Linked DNA regions of Homo sapiens: region 2 is linked to region 1. Evidence: read pairs that join two places in POLR2A ChIA-PET (ENCODE). Cell type or tissue: Panc1. All regions are shown on one strand. Links, peaks and the distances in the headings refer to the core of each region. The heading gives the core; the rest is flanking DNA. Region 1 overlaps QRSL1 (glutaminyl-tRNA amidotransferase subunit QRSL1). Region 2 holds the start of LOC105377928 (a long non-coding RNA gene).

Region 1 (9,343 bases), core at 834-8,833:
TCCTTTTCTTTGTATCATTGATTTATGGTTACTCCTATGTCTGGCTTTTTCTTTAGTCTTTTTAGTAAAATAAGCATTCTTGAATTTCACATTTCTACCCCTGGGCTATACCTATCCGTAAAATACAAAATTCAAATACTGCATAGTCTACCGCTGTCTATCTTAGTAACCTTTAGAAAGCCATTTGTTGCTGTGTACTTTACTTTCCTCACCAATGAATATTCTGGTTTAATGATGGCCCTGGAGTTATTAATATTTTGAGATTATAAGTGTAGAATTGCATCTACTAGTGAATTCTGAATTCGGATTGATTAATTTATATATACAAACTTTTAGAGTGGCAACACAGTGGAAGAGAATTCATTTTTATGTTAAGAATCTTAATGGTGCCTCCTCATAAAAGCCAAGAATCCAGTGGTTCTTTTTTTTTTTTTTTCCCTAAACAATGCCTAAACTCTTTATTTAACCAACCAGTATTTCTGGTTTTCTTCCTGATGCAGGATTTTAAAACCTTAGAAGTCTATAAATACTGCATTCAGACTTTCCACATCAAGAGAAAGGGGCCCAGGGCAGAAGATGTCAGGCCCCAGGCTGTTTTGGGGTGGGAAAAGTGGCAAAGATTTCTCAACAGTCTGTTTCAGTTTTCTAACTTAATTGAAATGCCTTTAAGCTCTGCTTCATCCCCAAACTTTCCCCTATGGCGTCTATGATAGAAAAACACTCCTCTCTCATATACGCCCCACCACTGGGGAGCCAGGGGGAAGGGAATGGGCATTACACAGGCAAGCCAAACTTTTTATTCAGCCAGAAAATGGAAATCCAATGGTTCTTTATCAAGCCTAATGTAAGATAATTGATTAAAAGAAAAATACAAAAAATCCTTAAAAACATCACCTACTTTTTTCCCACAGAAACTATGAAAATTATTTTGTCAAAGCACAGAAAGTGAGACGCCTCATTGCTAATGACTTTGTAAATGCTTTTAACTCTGGAGTAGATGTCTTGCTAACTCCCACCACCTTGAGTGAGGCAGTACCATACTTGGAGTTCATCAAAGAGGACAACAGAACCCGAAGTGCCCAGGATGATATTTTTACACAAGCTGTAAATATGGCAGGTGAGGATTCCTCAGGAACATTCTGATTTTCTTCAAATTCTTAGGCAGGTACCCTGGTCTTCAACTTAAGATTCTAGCTAGATGGTTTCCGAAAAGCAAAAGTCTATCCTTTTGGAATGCTTAGGAGTGAGTGTGTGTGTACATGTATTAGTCTGTTCTCACACTGCTATAAAGAAATACCTGAGACTGGATAATTTAATTTAAAAAAGAGGTTTAATTGGCTCACAGTTCTGCGGGCTGTACAGGAAGCTGAGCAGCTTCCACTTCTGCGAATGCCTCAGGAAACTTAAATTCACAGTGGAAGGTGAAGGAGAAGTAGCCATGTCTTACATGGCCCAGCCCAAGCAAGAGAGAAAGGGGGAAGGTGCTACACACTTTTAAAACAACCAGGTCTTGTGATAACTCACTCACTATCACGAGAACAGCACCAAGGGGAATGGTGTTAAACCGTTTATGAGAAACCGTCCCCATGATCCAGTTGCCTTCCACTAGGCCCCACCTTCAACATTGGGGATTACAATTCAACATGAGATTTGTGTGGGGAGACAGATCCAAACCATATCCGTACACTTGCATGCACTCTCACCACACACACACAAACACAACACACTTAGTAGTTTTTTTTAACTTTTATTTTGAAAAATTTTAAACCCACAGAAAAGCTGAAAAAGTGGTATAATGAATGCTGATATGCCCTTCACCTGGATGTAATCTTGTTAACATTATATTTGCTTTGCCCTTCTCTTCCTCTTTCTACACACCCACACTCACCACACAAACAACTTTGTTTTTACCTGAATCATTTGAAAGTTTCAGATGTCATGACACTTCACCCCTAAATTCTTTTGTACAAATCTTATAAGGATAAATTTTCCTACAGAACCACAATTCCATTGTCATACCTAAGAAAACTAACATGATTGAAGAATAATTTAAATATGGTTTATATTCAAATTTTCTCAGTTCTACCAAAAGTGTCTTTTATAAGTTGTCTTTCCTCCTGATATATTACATTGGTTTATGGTATCTTTTTAAAATCTAGAACAATCACCCCACCTCTCTTTTTTCTTTAAAACCACATCAGGCTATGCTATAATTTTTGTTTCAATCATCAAACATAATGTAGAAAACTTAAGAGGAAAAGGAAAGTCTATTACATTTACCTATACTTTTGCTTACTGTGTTCATTCTTCCTTCCTGAAGTACCAAGATTCTTTATTTTGTCACTTCTGTTTAGAGAAATTTCTTTAGCCTTTCTTTTAGGGTAGGTCTGCTGATGAAAAATTATCATAGCTTTCCTTTTGAGAATGTGTTGATTTCCCTTTGATTTTTAAAGGTTATTTTTGCTGGATGTAGAACTCTGGTTCAACAGTTCTTATCTTTAGCACTTAAAAAATGTTAAGAGCCCAGTCCACTTGTGCTGTAAGATGTCCCATCCATAATCAGGATTTGTCAGATTGCTTCCTCATGATTGGGTTGAGTTAAACATTTTTGGTAGAAGTACTACATAATCTTCATGTCAGGAAACAGTTAATATCAGTTTGTCTCACTTTTGGAAACCAAGTTGATCACTTCGCTAAGGAAGTAACTGCTAGATGTTTCCTTATAAAAAGGTACATTTTTCCTTTTATCATTTTTTTAAGCAATTTCTGGAGTAATATTTTGAGACCATGTGAATATCCTATTTTCCAATTATCTTGAACCCAGTTTTAGCATTCATTGATCATCCTTGAAATATTAGCTAGAGAATTACAAAATTCTGGCTTTACTAAATCTGTCATTCCTTCTACATTTATTAGCTAGCAGTATTCTCTAAAGAAGAGCCTTCCTTTTTTTCTTTAATTCAATGTATTATAAGCAATTACTGTCAGTATTGTTTTTGATGGTCAAATTGCCTTAAATTTGGCCAATAAGAGCCCCTTCAAGTTATATGTATCCTTTAAAACTGTCCCCATTTTAATTTTTGAAAACTTGTTTTATTGTATAACAAGATGGTCTGGGATTTTGTACTTTCTCTGCCCAAACCTGGAATTAAAACTACCCTGAGCTAATTTCTCATCTAATGGATTGCCAAAAATTCAAAAACTGAACAACACACTCTGTCTGCAAGGCTATAGGTGGAAGTTCAAAATGGTACAACTTCTTTGCAGGGGAATTTTGCAATATCTAATTACATATGCATTTGTCGTTTGATGAAGCAATCTCCTCCTCATCTAAGAAGATTTCAAGAATACCAAAAAAATACATACACAAAGTAATTCTCTGGGGCATTGTATAAAATAGCTAAATATTGAAAACAATCTAAATACCCAACCACAGAAGACTGGTTTACTCAATTATGGTAAAACCAAGTAATGGAGTACTATACAGCAATAAGAAATGAATGAAGAAGGTTTCTGTGAACTGATACAGAATGATTTCCAAGATATATTGTTAAGTAAACAAAACATAGTACAAAAGCATTATATAGCATAATATTTTTGGTTGTTTTTTAAACCTTATCCTGTATTGTACTTATTAGCACTGGAAAGTGGAAGAGGTCTCTGCTAATTAGGGTGGAGAATTAATCACCTACTGGGTTTCCTTCTTTTCCCAGGATTGCCAGCAGTGAGTATCCCTGTTGCACTCTCAAACCAAGGGTTGCCAATAGGACTGCAGTTTATTGGACGTGCGTTTTGTGACCAGCAGCTTCTTACAGTAGCCAAATGGTTTGAAAAACAAGTACAGTTTCCTGTTATTCAACTTCAAGAACTCATGGATGATTGTTCAGCAGTCCTTGAAAATGAAAAGTTAGCCTCTGTCTCTCTAAAACAGTAAACATATCTTACAAATTAAAATGACTTTTAGGCTGGGTGCAGTGGCTCACACCTGTAATCCCAGCACTTTGGGAGGCCAAGGCGAGCGGATCATGAGGTCAGAAGATCTAGAACAGCCTGGTCAACATGGTGAAACCCCGTCTCTACTAAAAATACAAAAATTAGCCAGGCTTAGTGGCGGGCATCTGTAGTCCCAGCTACTCAGGAGGCTGAGGCAGGAGAATCACTTGAACCCTGGAGGTGGAGGTTGCAGTGAGCCGAGATCATGCCACTGCACTGCACTCCAGCCTGGGTGACAAAGCAAGACTGTGTCTCAAAATAAATAAATAAAATAAAATAAAATGACGTACAGAGATTCTATATTCTAGAGAGTCAAATGGTCTTGCTCAATTCTTGTAATTAGGTTCTTGTTAATACAGTCATTCCATGGAATTACTTTTTAAAATTCCTGTGACAATTAATAATAAATAACGTGTCAGCATTTAGTAAGCATCCACTAAGTGTACAATACTTCTACAATAACACAAGATACCTGTTCCTCAAAGACAATGCATTCTGCCATAATGTTCATTAAAGAGTTTACAGTAAAAATAAGATTAGGGATAAACTTCTCAAAAATTGTACATCTGTGTAACTAAAGCACTAACAAAAACATGAATAGTCCTTCTAGAGGTAACTTGGATAGCCTAGGCAGGCAACTTATCATGTGGTGAAGGCCGCCTCAGGGGTTGTTAAAAATGCACAGAAACAATTGAGTGCGATTATTGGCTTCTGAGCGCTGAGCAGAGCAGGTGGAAGAGGAACTTTGAGCACAGGAGGAAATGCAACCAGTCAGGGCCCAGAATCATGCAAATCTCAGGGGTATGCCTCTCTGGGGAGGAGCTCCACTTGCAGGGACTCCTTTTATTTCCCTAAGAAAGAGCTGAAATGACTGAGAACTTTCCTTTCCTCCTTAGAGTTACAATTTTACTTCTGCTATTCCGGAGCCCATGCCTAGAAGCCAGAACAACTCCATGTTACACTGAGTTCATGCTCCTATTTACTGATCACAAATGAGCTCATTAATGTCATCGAAACATTTATTGTAACCTAACAGACCATCACAGATTGGAAACTTGGTAGATAGCAGAGCATGGTATTAGTGAAAAAGGTTCAAAATACACAAGTAACATACACTCTGAAAAACATGCAGATAATTTGCTGATGAAGCAGAAGAGGGGATGCGCATGGCAAGAACTTGCCTTACCCCAGATTCTCTATATCTCATGGTTTCCTTTTCCTCTTGACTGTCTTTACGAGTGTTTTTTATTTGGGACCCTCGAGCCCAGAGATATTAATGGATATCTGTATTCAATATTTGACAAAATCTAATGGAAACCATCCATTTACTCATGATAAGGCTTCATCACTGGATTTCTGTGTCTTCACTAGAACACCATTGTCATCTCATATTGATCAGGTATTTTAATCTAGCACTTACATATTGTTGATAAATGAAAGCTGAATTGTTACTTAATAAATTCACTTTGTTTAGTAAAAAAAAATTGTTTTCTAAATATGACGTTCATGAAGAGAAAATAATGAGTCAGAATCATCTGCAGAACCACTGGAATGTTTCATCGTCACCTGTTAGTTTTCATAAACAGTTTTCTGTCCTCTCTGAGATCCTCCCGCTCCCAAATACTCAACCTGATTAACTTCACATAAAAGTCTTATGTGCCAGGCTTAGTAATATTCCTATAGATTTTGACTCTGAATCCCTGAAAGAGGAAGAAATCCATGAGAGAAAATTGCATTACTTTATAGCAAGAGGAAACCGTTTTAAGTTTTTTAATTGCTCAGACACCACAACATCCTAGATGGAGGAAACCATTTTAGTTGAAGGAGCAAATATGATGTCAAAAGCAAGTAAATAAACAAACCGTTGCCCCAATCTGTTTTTATGTAATGAATTTAAAAAAAAAGAGAGAGAGAGAGAGATGGGCTCTCCCTGTGTTGCCCAGGCTAGTCTCAAACTCCTGGGCTCAAGTGATCTGCCTCCCTCAGCCTCCCAAAGTGCTGAGATTAAAGACGTGAGCCACCACACCTGGCCGAAATAATAATATTCAATATTATATATTCAATGATATTATTCAGTATTCAATATTATTTCAAATAATATTAAATCTCTTGTTCCTGTATCTCTACATGAGCTGCACTAATAATTTGAATCTGGAAATTAAAAAGTGAAACATTTACCGTTCTCATATACTGATACCCAACTACCATGAAATGATACCTAATTTGTTTTTCTTTTCTCTTCATTTTTACTCTTAATCTAGTAGGTCTCATTTTGCCAAGTCACTGTCTGGGAATTTAAGTGGCAAATACTTTCTTTGTCTCAGCTAATTAAACTCTAAAATTATTAGCAACAGAACTTCCAGAACAGAGTGTTTTTGAAAGGTGAAGATGTCTACACGTGTAAGATGAGTTCCTTGATAACACCTGAAAGACCCAAACCAAAGCAAAAGTTTGAACACGTGTCAGAGTGAAAAAATGATGTGATCATAAAACATGGTGCTCTGCCACCACAGAGAGCCAAAGGAGCAAGCGGGAAAACCACTGTTCCACGCTGGCCCACACTTAGCGTTACCAAAAAAAGCACCTGAAACCCAGGAGGCAGAATGTTCCCTTTGAGTGGCTGACACCGGGTCCTCTGTGATGACATCAGACTGGGCTGTTTAAAATTAAAGATGGCATGGTATAGAAGAGGAGCTTGCAAAATGACAAAAAAAAGTGCTTATTCCTATTAGGAAATAGCTGCACCTCCTAATGTAAATAAGTAACTTTAGGATTTTAAACAGAATCTGAAGGATAGTGAAAAGAAATAAGCAGGTACTAATAAGTAGACCTCGGGATTCAGCAAGCCGTGTGCCATACCTTATTTGATTCAAAGCAGGGGAGTAGGCCAGGCGCGGTGGCTCACGCCTGTAATCCCAGCACTTACGGAGGCCGAGGCGGGCGGATCACGAGGTCAGGAAATCGAGACCATCCTGGCTAACATGGTGAAACCCCATCTCTACTAAAAATACAAAAAATTAGCCAGGCGCGGTGGCAGGCGCCTGTAGTCTCAGCTACTCAGGAGGTTGAGGCAGGATAATGGCATGAACCTGGGAGGCAGAGCTTGCAGTGAGCCGAGAGTGCACCACTGCACTCCAGCCTGGGCGACAGAGTGAGACTCCATCTCAAAAAATTAAAAAATAAATAATAAATAAAAAGCAGGGGAGTAAAATAATGGAACTTTAAAAATATCTCTTATTATAAATTTTCATTCATTAACTACTTTTAATCCCCCTCCCTTTTATTATTATTATTTTTTTTTTTTTTTTTTTTTGAGACAGGGTCTTGCCCTCACCCTGGCTGGAGTACAGTGGCACAGTCCTGCTCACTGCAGCCTTGACCTCCTGGGTCCAGGCAATCCTCCCACCTCAGTCTCCCAAGTGTGGCACCACCAGGCCCAGCTAATTTTTTTAATTTTTTGTAGAGTCAGGGTCCTGCCATGTTGCCCAGGCTGGTCCTGAACTCCTGGGCGCAAGCCATCTGCCCACCTTGGCCTCTCGAAGTGCTGGGATGACAGGAGTGAGCCACCGTGCCCAGTCCCCCTCCCTTTCTTCAAACATCTGGTTATCTGTACCAAGGCACAAGCCTAGGAAAAGACATATCCGTTGTGTTTAGAAGGACCCAGAGGAAGTTTAAAATAGAAGGCTTTCCTCAGTTATTTAATAACTTAAGCAATGTGTACACTAGAACATAAACCTGAAAATTTAATAAAGGCAAATAACACGAAAAAAAAACCAAAGGCAACATTAAGTAAAAGTAATTACTACAGGATTTCGGAGGAGCTTTTTTATTTATTTTTCTTTGTACCTCAATAGAATATAAACCCAAAAATATTTTAGGCAGTTTATTAAAAATATATTATTACAATTGTATAAAAGTAAATAGTTGAGGAAATCCATGAAGTGATAATAAAAGTGAGGAAGAAGAATAAAACCAGAAATAGATTAAAAACAAAAAATGCTTGTCAGGGTATCTATATAGATGCTTAATATTGGGTAGTATATGATATGGTGGGAAATTAGCTTTCCTAGTGGGGTAAGGCCACCAGATTTAAAAATCAGACAACCCTGAATTGAATCTTGTTGCTGCCATTTCCGAGCCGCGTAACTTGTCTTGAGTTTCAGTATCCTGACCTGTAAAATAGGGATAATATCCACTCCTTGGGGTAGTCGGAGGGATTAAATTTAAGTGACACACTGAAAGCACATAGCATGATACCTGACAGAATAAGCACGCAATATTTTGTAGCTATAAATAAATGCATGCAATCATGAATTTCAGTCATTTTCTTATAGAGGCCTCACAGTAAACTCTTACAGACGCCACAATTTGGCATGTGGCCAAATTATAATTTACTGAAAGCTTATACCAGAGACCAGCTATATATTTCCCTGATGATCTGGCCTCCCCTGAGAATGAAGTTTAAAATATCTGGAAGAACTGATAGACTACATTTTTTTTTTTTTTATGGAGTCTTACTCTGTTGCCAGGCTGGAGTGCAGTGGCGGCAATCTCGGCTAACTGCAACCTCCGCCTCCCGGGTTCAAGCAGTTCTCCTGCCTCGGCCTCCGAGTAGCTGGGACTACAGGCACGCGCCACCACGCCCAGCTAATTTTTGTATATTTGGTAGAGACGGGGTTTCACCATGTTGGCCAGGATGGTCTCAATCTCCTGACGTCGTGATCCGCCCGCCTCGGCCTCCTAAAGTGCTGGGATTACAGCCATGCGCCACCGGCGCCCGGCCACTAGACTACGTATTTAAACAGCAATTTCCAGAGGCTTGGCGAGGTGGCTCATGCCCATAATCCCAGCACTTTGGAAGGCCGAAGTGGGTGGATCACTTGAGTCCAGGAGTTTGAGACCAGCCTGGGCAACATGGTGAAACCCCGTCTCTACTAAAAATACAGAAAATGAGCTGGGCGTGGTGGTGCACGTGTGTAATCAAGATCGCTTGAGCCTGGGAGGTGGAGGTTACAATGAGCCGTGATCGCACCACTGCACCTCAGCCTGAGCAAAAAAGTGAGACCTTGTCTCAAAAAAATTAAAATAAGCAATTTCCATGAGTTTTTGATAAAGAATTGGCCATTCCAGTGATAGAAAACCTGAAAGTCTTCGTGACGTGTGAACCAAATGAAGAACAGGGCTGACAGGCGTTTTAAAGAATGGAGGTTCCGGGCCGGGCGCGGTGGCTCACGCCTGTATTCCCAGCATTTTGGGAGGCCAAGGCGGGCGGATCACGAGGTCAGGAGATCGAGACCATCCTGTCTAACACGGTGAAACCCCGTGTCTACTAAAAATACAAAAAATTAGC
Region 2 (9,343 bases), core at 899-8,898, 220 kb after region 1:
AGATGTACATTGGTTCAGTCCAGAAAGGTGTGACAACTGGAAGTGGGGAGTCCCAGGTCATACGCAGATTCAAAGACTTTCTGATTGGCAGTTCATTCAGTTACTACTTACAGATCTGGAATTTAAGCAGGGTGCAGTAGCTCACACCTGTAATCCCAGCACTTTGGGATGCCAAGGTGGACGGATCACCTGAGGTCAGGAGTTCGAGACCAGCCTAGCCAACATGGTGAAACCCCATCTCTTCTGAAGGTACAAAAATTAACCGTGTGTGTTGGTGGGTGTCTGTAATCCCAGCTACTCCAGAGTCTGAGGCAGGAGAATCTCTTGAACCCAGGAGGTGGAGGTTGCAGTGAGCCAAGTTCACATCATTGCACTCCAGCCGGGTGACAAGAATGAAACTCAGTCTCAAAAAAAAAAAATCTGGAATTTTATTTAAAAAGGAATATCTGGGTTATGATAAGGGGTTGTGGAAACCAAGGTTTTATGCAGTTGAAGCTTCCAGGTAGCAGGCTTCAGAAAGAATAGATTGTAAATATTTTTTATCAGACTTAAAGAGCCTGTTCTATCAGTCTCAAGGTCTGTGTTGATGTTAATGGTAATGAGGCATATCCAACTCCCCCTTCCCATCATGGCCTAAACTAGTTTTACAGGTTAACTTTGGAATAAGTTTTACAGGTTAATTTTGGAATAAGTTTTACAGGCTAACTTTGGAATAAATTTTACAGGTTAACTTTGGCTGAGAGGAGGGGTCCAGTCAAATGGTTGGGGGGCTTAGAATTTTATTTTTGGTTTACAGCAATAAAGCCAACTGAGATCATTAAACTACATTTGTTGTAATTTTGTGTTTTGATGGATGAAAGATCTATTTTATCCTTCTAAATTAAATGCCTTCTCTATCCTTTTTCCTCCCTGTTTCCTTGGAAAGGTCTTCTCTATTTCTGAAAACTGGAGAAAAGGAAGCCTCTGTATCAAAACTCTCAAGTGTCCTAGGAAGGAAATCAAGCAAACCAGAGTCCTGAAACAACCTGACAATTCCAGTTCTAAAGAGAATCGATTACTAACAGCTATGGCACTGGGCCCAGGAAATAGAAGTGCTCCAACCTCTGCAAAGCCTAGAATGAAACACACAGGGGCAAAGGGGAAGACTTCCCTGAAAATCACTGACAAAAATCAGATTAATCAGAGAAAAGGCATAGAATTTATTTATCATGGTTTTATGTGACATGGGAGCCTTCAGAATGAAAACCCAGAGACACAGGGGAAACTGTTTGCTTTTATGCTTAGGTTCCACAAAGCATGGACAGATGTGTAGAAATATGATTGGGCAAAAAGGATATGAGCTAATGGTAATAGACTCAGTGGGGAAACCCAGCAAAACCTCTTTTCAGGTTCTTCTTGGCCTCTGTCCAGGATTTCTGCCTTCTGGGTATGGGCAGGACCCTCTCTGGAATAGAGTTTTTATAACCTACAGTCAAACAAGGTAAGTCAGATCATTTCTTTCTCTTTCTTTTTTTTTTTTTTTTTTTTTTTTTTGAGACAGGATCTTGCTGTGTTGCCCAGGCTGGAGTGCAATGGCACAAGCACGTAGCTCACGGCAACCTCGAATGCCTGGGCTCAGACAATCATCCTGCCTCAGTCTCCTGCTAATTTTTATTTGGTTTTTTTTAAGAACAGAATGTCACTATGTTACCCAGGCTGGACTTGAACTCCTGACTTCAAGCCATTCTCCCGCCTTGGCCTCCCGAAGTGCTGGGATTATAGGCGTGAGCCACTGCATCTGGCCGAAATAATTTCTTTATGGCCAGTTTTTATACAAAAAGGTGGGAGGCGGAATTAGAGTAATATTTTTTGGTCTTATGGCTGGTTTTGGGGGAAAAGGAGTTCTGGTTTCTATGACCCCCCTTGGGGAAGAGGAATTCTACTTTCCATGGCTGGCCTTAGGGGAAAGTGAGGAGCCAGAAACAGGAGGTCAGGAAAAGGTCAGAGAAAAACTTTTACTTCTGAGGCCTTTAAGATATCATTTTCTGAGTCCCAACAAACATCATGTAAGAATATGGAAACTGTAAGCAGATTTTAAACTCTCAGAGAGAGCTCCAAGCACAAGGGTGGGTGTAGTACTGCTCAGTTGCCCATTTTCTTCATTCACAGGGCCTGAGAAACCTGTGGCTGAGAAGCTGCTGGCCCAGCTGGTCCTCATCAGCCCATAAATACTGCATGCAAAAAGGATTAATAAATCAAATCTAAGAGAATTAAGAAGGGATATGACTACATCTTACAATTTAGCTCATTATTTTCCAAATTGGCTCATCTCTGGACTGTATTAAAGAAATCGGTGGTGTTATCTGACACATCCCAGACTACCAGAAGAGGCAGCGTTGCAGCATTAACAACAATCACGTGTGCACATAAGCAGGGAAGGCTCAAAAAGACCAAGAAAGTACTCAAGGTAATGGAGACCCAAGATGTGGTGATTCCAAAAGAGAAGCCTGCAATCTTGTTGTAAACTGTACAGTCTCACGTTTGCCCTGGTTACCCTGTGGAAACAGGACAGACCCATTGGGTAGGTTTTACCCATTTGTTGACTTTTCACTATTGCCAAATATAGGTCTCAGGAATTGCATTTTGTTGCTGGCTTAGTCTCATGCCTTTTTGAACCGCTCTCTATTAGGCACAGTAAAATAGAAGGAAATAGCCCCTCTTACATTGTAATGAGTGGCCCCTATAAAATCAGCAATAATCAGTTTGTGGGGCAAAGCCATGAGGATTCATCTAGAGGGCAAATTGCTGCCTCCTATCCCCTACCCACGTCATTCAAAATAAAAATAGAATAAAACCATAAATAAATGTAGAAGAGTTCAAAAAATCTGATATTTCCTACGACGACTACATCAACACTTTTGTATTTGTATATAAAATAATATATCCCTTCCAAAATCTCTCTCTCTTTCTCTGTCTCCTTTTTTCTCTTTCTCTCTCTTCTTTCTCTTTCTCTCTCTGTCTCTTTCTCTTTCTCTCTCTCTTTCTCTCTCTCTCTTTCTCTCTGTCTCTTTTTCTCTCTCTTTCTCTCTGTCTCTGCCTCAGCTGCTGGCGACCTCGACATGGGCCTGTAGCTGACTTCAAGGATCCCAGATGGAAGGTCCCAGCTACATCCTGGGGTCCATTCCATTATTACCCAAAACCGTAGAACGACCCAGTGCAGTCAGGTTATTATAGAGTCCTGAAGAAGACCCCTTATTGACAGATGTCAACAATTCTTAACTGTTTTCATCATCTGCCCCCACGATTTCTGTCATAAGCTAAATAAATGTACTTTGGTGGCATGATGTTTAGTATGATGGTTGCTAAAGGAGGAAGGGTTTCTGAAACTCCTGCGGAGTTTTCTTTCCCTGTTACTAGATACTTCTTCCAGGTAGCTGATAAATCTGTTAAAACAGAACATTTGTTTCTATGAACAATAAATACTACTGAATTGTCACATGTTCTGGCTTCTTTGCCATTTAACCAATAAAATGTGAAATTGCTGAAAGATAAATTTTTAGAAACTTTCAGGATTGGAAAATACTAATTTTCTTTTTTCTTTTTTTTTTTTTTTTGAAACAGAGTCTCACTCTGTCGCCCAGGCTAGAATACAGTGGCACAATCTCAGCTCACTGCAACCGCTGCCTTCCAGGTTCAAGTGATTCTCCTGCCTCAGCCTACTGAATAGCTGGGATTACAGGCACCCACCACCATGCCCGGCTAATTTGTGTTTTTAGTAGAGACACAGTTTCACCATGTTGGTCCGGCTGGTCTCGAACTCCTGACCTCAGGTGATATGCCCGCCTCAGCCTCCCAAAGTGCTGGGATTACAGGCGGGAAATACTAATTTTCTACCGGGCTTAAGATTGTAATTTTTTTTTCTGTGAAAATTTAACCTTTAAATTGCCTTTCAAGCTAATCTGACTTTGCTTTGTTTTCTCCTTCCTTCTGTTAACCTGTTTACAATTCTCCCAGTATGTACTGACAATTTTCTGTCATGGGAGTCATGAGCCACCTAGCACGCCAGGCCTGTCAGCCACCCAGCAAAGTAGGGCTCTTTCTTATTGCTGAGAACACAAACGTAAAACACAGCTCCTATTTGCACAGCAGTGAGTTACTCAAAGAAACACGGGATAGAGTCGTTTCAGAAATAATCCTCTAGCATGACAGGCAGGTTGGTTCAAGTACTGCTCTGAGACTTCTGCCTAAGGCATCTGTTTCAGGCAATCAGCACAATTTATCTGATTAGATTTAGAATGCAAGGTAACTTCTACCATCACAAATGGCCAATTTCAGATCTCTCACCTCAAGGAAAACCCCTTAAGGTTGCTGTTCACAAGGTTATAGAATATTTTTATGAGAGTCCCATTAACATTGTTGAAAAAGGGAGTGATTCTACCCAAAGCTGTGGGCGACATAATCAGGCTCAGCCTACGATGACAAATCTCATTCTCATTTTCACCAATTTGCTCATTAAAATTCTGATTGTTGGGGCAAAGTAATTACGTAGTGGAGGATCTATTTATTACAGCTGACATTCTAATCAAGTAGCAGCAGGGGGCTAATCGACCAGTGTTATTGGATAAAGAATTACAACTTGAAACAAAATTATAAATAAATGTCCCACTACAGTCACAGAGCTTGAATATACTAAAATTGATGACTAGGACCTGGTGATGCAATTAATTTTGATATAATGCCCAATACAGAGTGGCACTTAAATGTCTAAATGCTGCATCTCCGTGTGCTATGCCCAAAACAGAAAAACAGGGCGGTAGAAGGACTCAGAGCCTTAGGCACTAGACCCTTGTGCCTAACACATATCTCTCAGTCAATATCTCCCAAATCTTCTGGAATGCACCTGAAGGATGCAAAAATGTAAACCACACTTAGAAGATAAAAGTGTTCTTTTTCATGCTGAGGAAGTGAAGAGTTGCTAAACATATGCACATTTCACCCTAAATGCCTGGACTAGCTGGCAAAGGTGATCATTTGGGCATTCATTCAAAGAAAATGTTTAGTGCTTCTAGAGGACAGGTAACGTTTCAAAACAACCGCCACCCCCACCACAACAAAACCGTCAAAATATGGTTTATGTATAAAATGTTGACTCTTTTAATATGGATTTATGTTTTCACAAGTATTCAGTAGCTGTTCAAGTATAGCTCTAAAATTACTTCAATGGCCTTTTTTGCTGTCCCTTTTAAACCCCATCAAAGCAACTGAAACTCTGTATTTAATTTTTAAAAAGCATTCTAAAATGTCCAGGTTCTTAAACCCCAAAGGAAAACACAGCAAAGCTAAGTCCTTCACAAGCAGTAACAGAAATGATCTCATTACGCACCATTGTCCAAACACAGCCGCTCTTCAAACAGACCAGGCAGGGAAAGATCAAATGGAGGTGCTGGTTTCTATTTTATCTCTACCTAAAGGTTTTTCTGTTAAGTTGAAACTGAAGCTTATGCTTTTTACAGAGCTCAGTTGTTTTAAAAGGGAAGAAAAACACCTCAAAGAAATTACTTTAGAAGCTAAAAATTATGGTTTAACTAATGTTAACACCATTGATCATAACTTGAAATACAAAATCAGCAATGCAAAAAGACCGGTTAAATGTTCCTACTAATTTCCCCCTCATCTTGGTTTCCTGGCTCCACAAGAACTCTGTTCACAGCAGTTGTTTTAGGGGAAAACAAACCTCTGTGCCACTTAACCCATTAGGAGCTAGTTAGTAATTTGTGTGCTTGATTCCATTCAATGAATGCTTTGTAAGTCTACTAAGAGCTTGGGACAGATCAGTGGAAAAAAAACAAAAGAATCACTGCCCTTATGGAGCTTGAATTCCAACGGGAGAAGGCAAACAGTAAACGTTATAAAAAGTAAACTATACAGTATGCTTGCATTGTTGGAGCTCAGAAAACAATACCCCAAAGTAAAACTGCCATTGCAAAACTGTAACTGAGACAGTGAAAGAGATCTGACCGAACCAACTCCATCTTGCGTGCTCCAAACCGTCCTTATTCATTCCTGGCCATAGGCCAAACTAACTTTGGGGAAAATTAGTTTATATTTTTTTTTAATTTTTTTTTTTTTTTTTTTTGAGACAGAGTCTCACTCTGTCACCCAGGCTGGAGTACAGTGGTGCGATCTTGGCTCACTGCAACATCTGCCTCCAGGGTTCAAGCAATTCTCCTGCCTCAGCCTCCCAAGTAGCTGGGATTACAGGCACCCACCACCATGCCCGGCTAACTTTTGTATTTTTGGTAGAGATGGGGTTTCACTATGTTTGCCAGGCTGGTCTCAATGTCCTGACCTCAAGTGATGCCCCTGCCTTGGCCTCCCAAAATGCTGGGATTAGTTTATACTTTAAAACAAAGATGATAACAACCCTTTCCCAAAACAAACCCCCTTTTTGCCTGGGGACTGGCTTGCCTTGATAGAACTAACAAATTAGCCAAAAGATTAGAAATTATGGTTTAGGAGTCATGCAGCAGGAGGCTACTAGATTCTGACCCTCCCCAAATTGCTCCTGGGAATAACATCACTATCGTAAAGCCAAAAATTAGTGCTTGAAATATTTTGCAGGCCCTGCACATGATGGATCAGCTGGCACCACCCAGATCGATAAACTGGCTCATCTGGTCTTGTGGCCCCAACCCAGGAACTGACTCAGCACAAGAGGACAGCTTCCACTCCCTATGATCTCATCTCTGACCCAACCAATCAGCACTCCTGACTCACTGGCCGCCCACCCACTAAATTATCCTTAAAAACTCTGATCCCCGCATGCTCAGGGAGCCTGATTTGAACAATAACAAAACTCCAGTCTCCTGCACAGTCAGCTCTGTGTGAATTACTCTCTCTATCGCAATTCCTGTGTCTTAATAAATCAGTTCTGTCTAGGCAGTGGGCAAGGTGAATCCACTGGGCAGTTACAAAAGTATGGTGCTTTGGAGGGCTGAGTACTAGGAACCAAAGAAGATTGGAAGGCCTCAGAAGCAAGGTTTCTCTGACCTTCTCCTGTCCTCCTGTCCTCTGCCTGTCTTTATCCTCCCAAAGCAAGTCATAGAAACCAGATGATTTCTCTTCCCCAAGGAGGGGTCATGGAAACTAGAACCTTTCTCCCCGAAAGCAAGTCATAAAACCTAGAAAAGGTCACTCTCTCCCTTCTCCCTTAACGCCCTCACTCCAGAGGGGTCCTGCCCCATATCCAGGGGGAAGGAAAGCTACACAGAGAGGTCAGGAAGAACCTGAACAGACAGACCTTGCTGCCCTGCCCTCAGTTTATAACAGTTAGATCACACTCCTTTGTCCAATCACATTTCTATGAAGATGTCTATTCTTCATGAAACCTAAGCATAAAAACAGACAGTTCTCCCTGGGGCTTTGGGTTTTCATTTCTAAAGTTTCCTGTGTCATGTAAAACTTTGATTTTGCTAAAATAAACATTTATTTATATATATTATAATATTATATATATAGACCCTGATTTCTCCTTCCTAAAGGCATATTGCCAAGATGGCTGTATCTTGAAAGGTGACACATCCTACTGAAGAGCCCTGGGCCCAGAATGCTTAAACCCATGTCTTCAAATCACAGAAGATAATACACTGTTTACACTGCTTCATTTTTCTAACTTGCAGAAGTCACCCTGCAAATCTCCATTTATTGCCACTTTCCATCCTTAATATTTCACTTGGAAATGCTTCCCAGCAATAGTTCTTTCTTTTTACTTGCAAAAAAAAGATCTTCGTTTGGAACTTCCTGCCTTCAGATGAATGTTGTAAACTTTACATTTCTGTTGGCTACAGAGTTGTTGGCTCTTAAAAATGGCATTTGCTTTTAGTTCAGACATAAAACTTTCTTCTCCAGCCTTTCATCACAATTGTGAACCTTACCGACTAAGACATTGAAGGGGATCAGAACGTGCCATCCCAAAATACACCACTTTGTCTTTTTTTATTAGCATTTTATTTTTTATTACAATTTTATTTTTATTTTATTTTATTTTTATTTTATTATTTTATTTTTGATTATTTTGAGCTGAAGGCAATTGAGAAACAAGTACTCTTTGCCCTTCCTCTTTCTGCCTAAAACCAGAACATGCATTTCCCATGAAAAGTAACTTCCCAGTACTAGGAAGAGAACATTCTTATCACCAGAGATAAAAAGTTGGTGCCAAGGTGAGTCTGCACAAACACAGCTTATCTTCCATTAGTTTCCCCCAGACATTTCCTAGTCACATTCCCACAATTTAGTGCCCCAGAAGCTCAAACCTCTTTCTTTTCTAGTGACTTCCACACAACTTATCACCCTTTGCTAAAATAGTATATAAACGTATCACCCTTTGCTAAAATAGTATATAAACCCCTGAATCTAACCAATTCTGGGGGGTTTTCACTTTTTTTCTATGAGGCCCCCCATGCCATGTAAAAATACTAACATCAAATAAGATCTATATGCTTTGTCTCCTGTTAATCTGTCTTTCGCCATTTTAATTCACAGGCTCAAGAGGGTAAAAGAAACATTTTTCTTTCCCTACAATATTTTATCTCATTCCAATTCTTAGTCCCTCAATCCTCCACCTTCCACCCTACAGGCCTCTTTTCTGTGCCTTCTAGAAAGAAAAATTATTTTTCCATTGTTCAGAGGGAGGCTATCCATCTTGTGGTTCATTTATACTCTTTGCCTACTAACTTCTTTTCCCATTTTGGTCATTTCGAAGTATCATTATCAGAGAAAGTTGGAGATAATATTTTATAAAATACATTTACATACATTTGATGAAGTATCATTATTTCACCAAAAATCATTTTATTTTTCTCTTACTGGGCACTTGGGAAACTACATTTTCCAGCTCATCTTGCAGTTTTACTGAGGCCATGTGACTCAGTACTGGCTAGTGGGGGATGGGTGGAAATGACATAAGTCACTCCCAGGTCTGAACATTAAAAAGATATCATGCAGTCCTCATCCTCTCTTTGCTTTCCTCAACAATCTTGGAGGTCACATATTGAGGTTACATCACAAGAAGATGGAACCTGGATCCCAGGGTCTCCAGAAAGAGAATCCCCATTGGCCCACGCATCAATCAACTTTGGTTGTACCAAGCCATTGAAGCCACTGAATTTCAGAGTTATTTAGCTCTGTAACACAACCTAGAATATTCTATTATTATACTCTTATTTAATTCTTGTTCTGCTCCTCCATGCCGCCCCAAAAATATTTCACAGATGGAGAAGCCAGTCAGTGAAGCTACTAACCTGGCTAAGCTAGCACACCTAGTAAGTGAGCCACTCCTCGGTTCTCTCTACATCATAACTACCCT

The links. ChIA-PET counts read pairs that join two places held together with the same protein. Peaks named below come from ENCODE experiments on the same cell type or tissue, not always from the same donor. Only the 100,000 strongest peaks of a DNase experiment are listed, where the experiment ranks them.
Region 2: POLR2A ChIA-PET joins it to region 1 with 10 read pairs; 2 of 35 experiments call an interaction of 5 or more read pairs at or near these places.

What each region holds. Positions count from the first base shown.
Region 1 is chr6:106,662,069-106,671,411 of GRCh38, forward strand. It overlaps QRSL1 (glutaminyl-tRNA amidotransferase subunit QRSL1), which reads left to right. Exons shown (of 11, transcript NM_018292.5): 10 at 912-1,117; 11 at 3,714-6,349. The coding sequence ends at 3,934. Among named protein-coding and RNA genes, the nearest start is that of LINC02526, 29 kb to the right of the region's middle. In Panc1, for the core only: no CTCF peak of the experiment used is centred there; no DNase peak of the experiment used is centred there.
Region 2 is chr6:106,881,732-106,891,074 of GRCh38, forward strand. LOC105377928 (a long non-coding RNA gene) reads left to right here and starts at 207. Exons shown (of 3, transcript XR_942842.3): 1 at 207-249; 2 at 926-1,480; 3 at 2,149-2,227. In Panc1, for the core only: CTCF peaks have their summits at 2,362 and 2,562; no DNase peak of the experiment used is centred there; H3K27ac peaks cover 477 bases.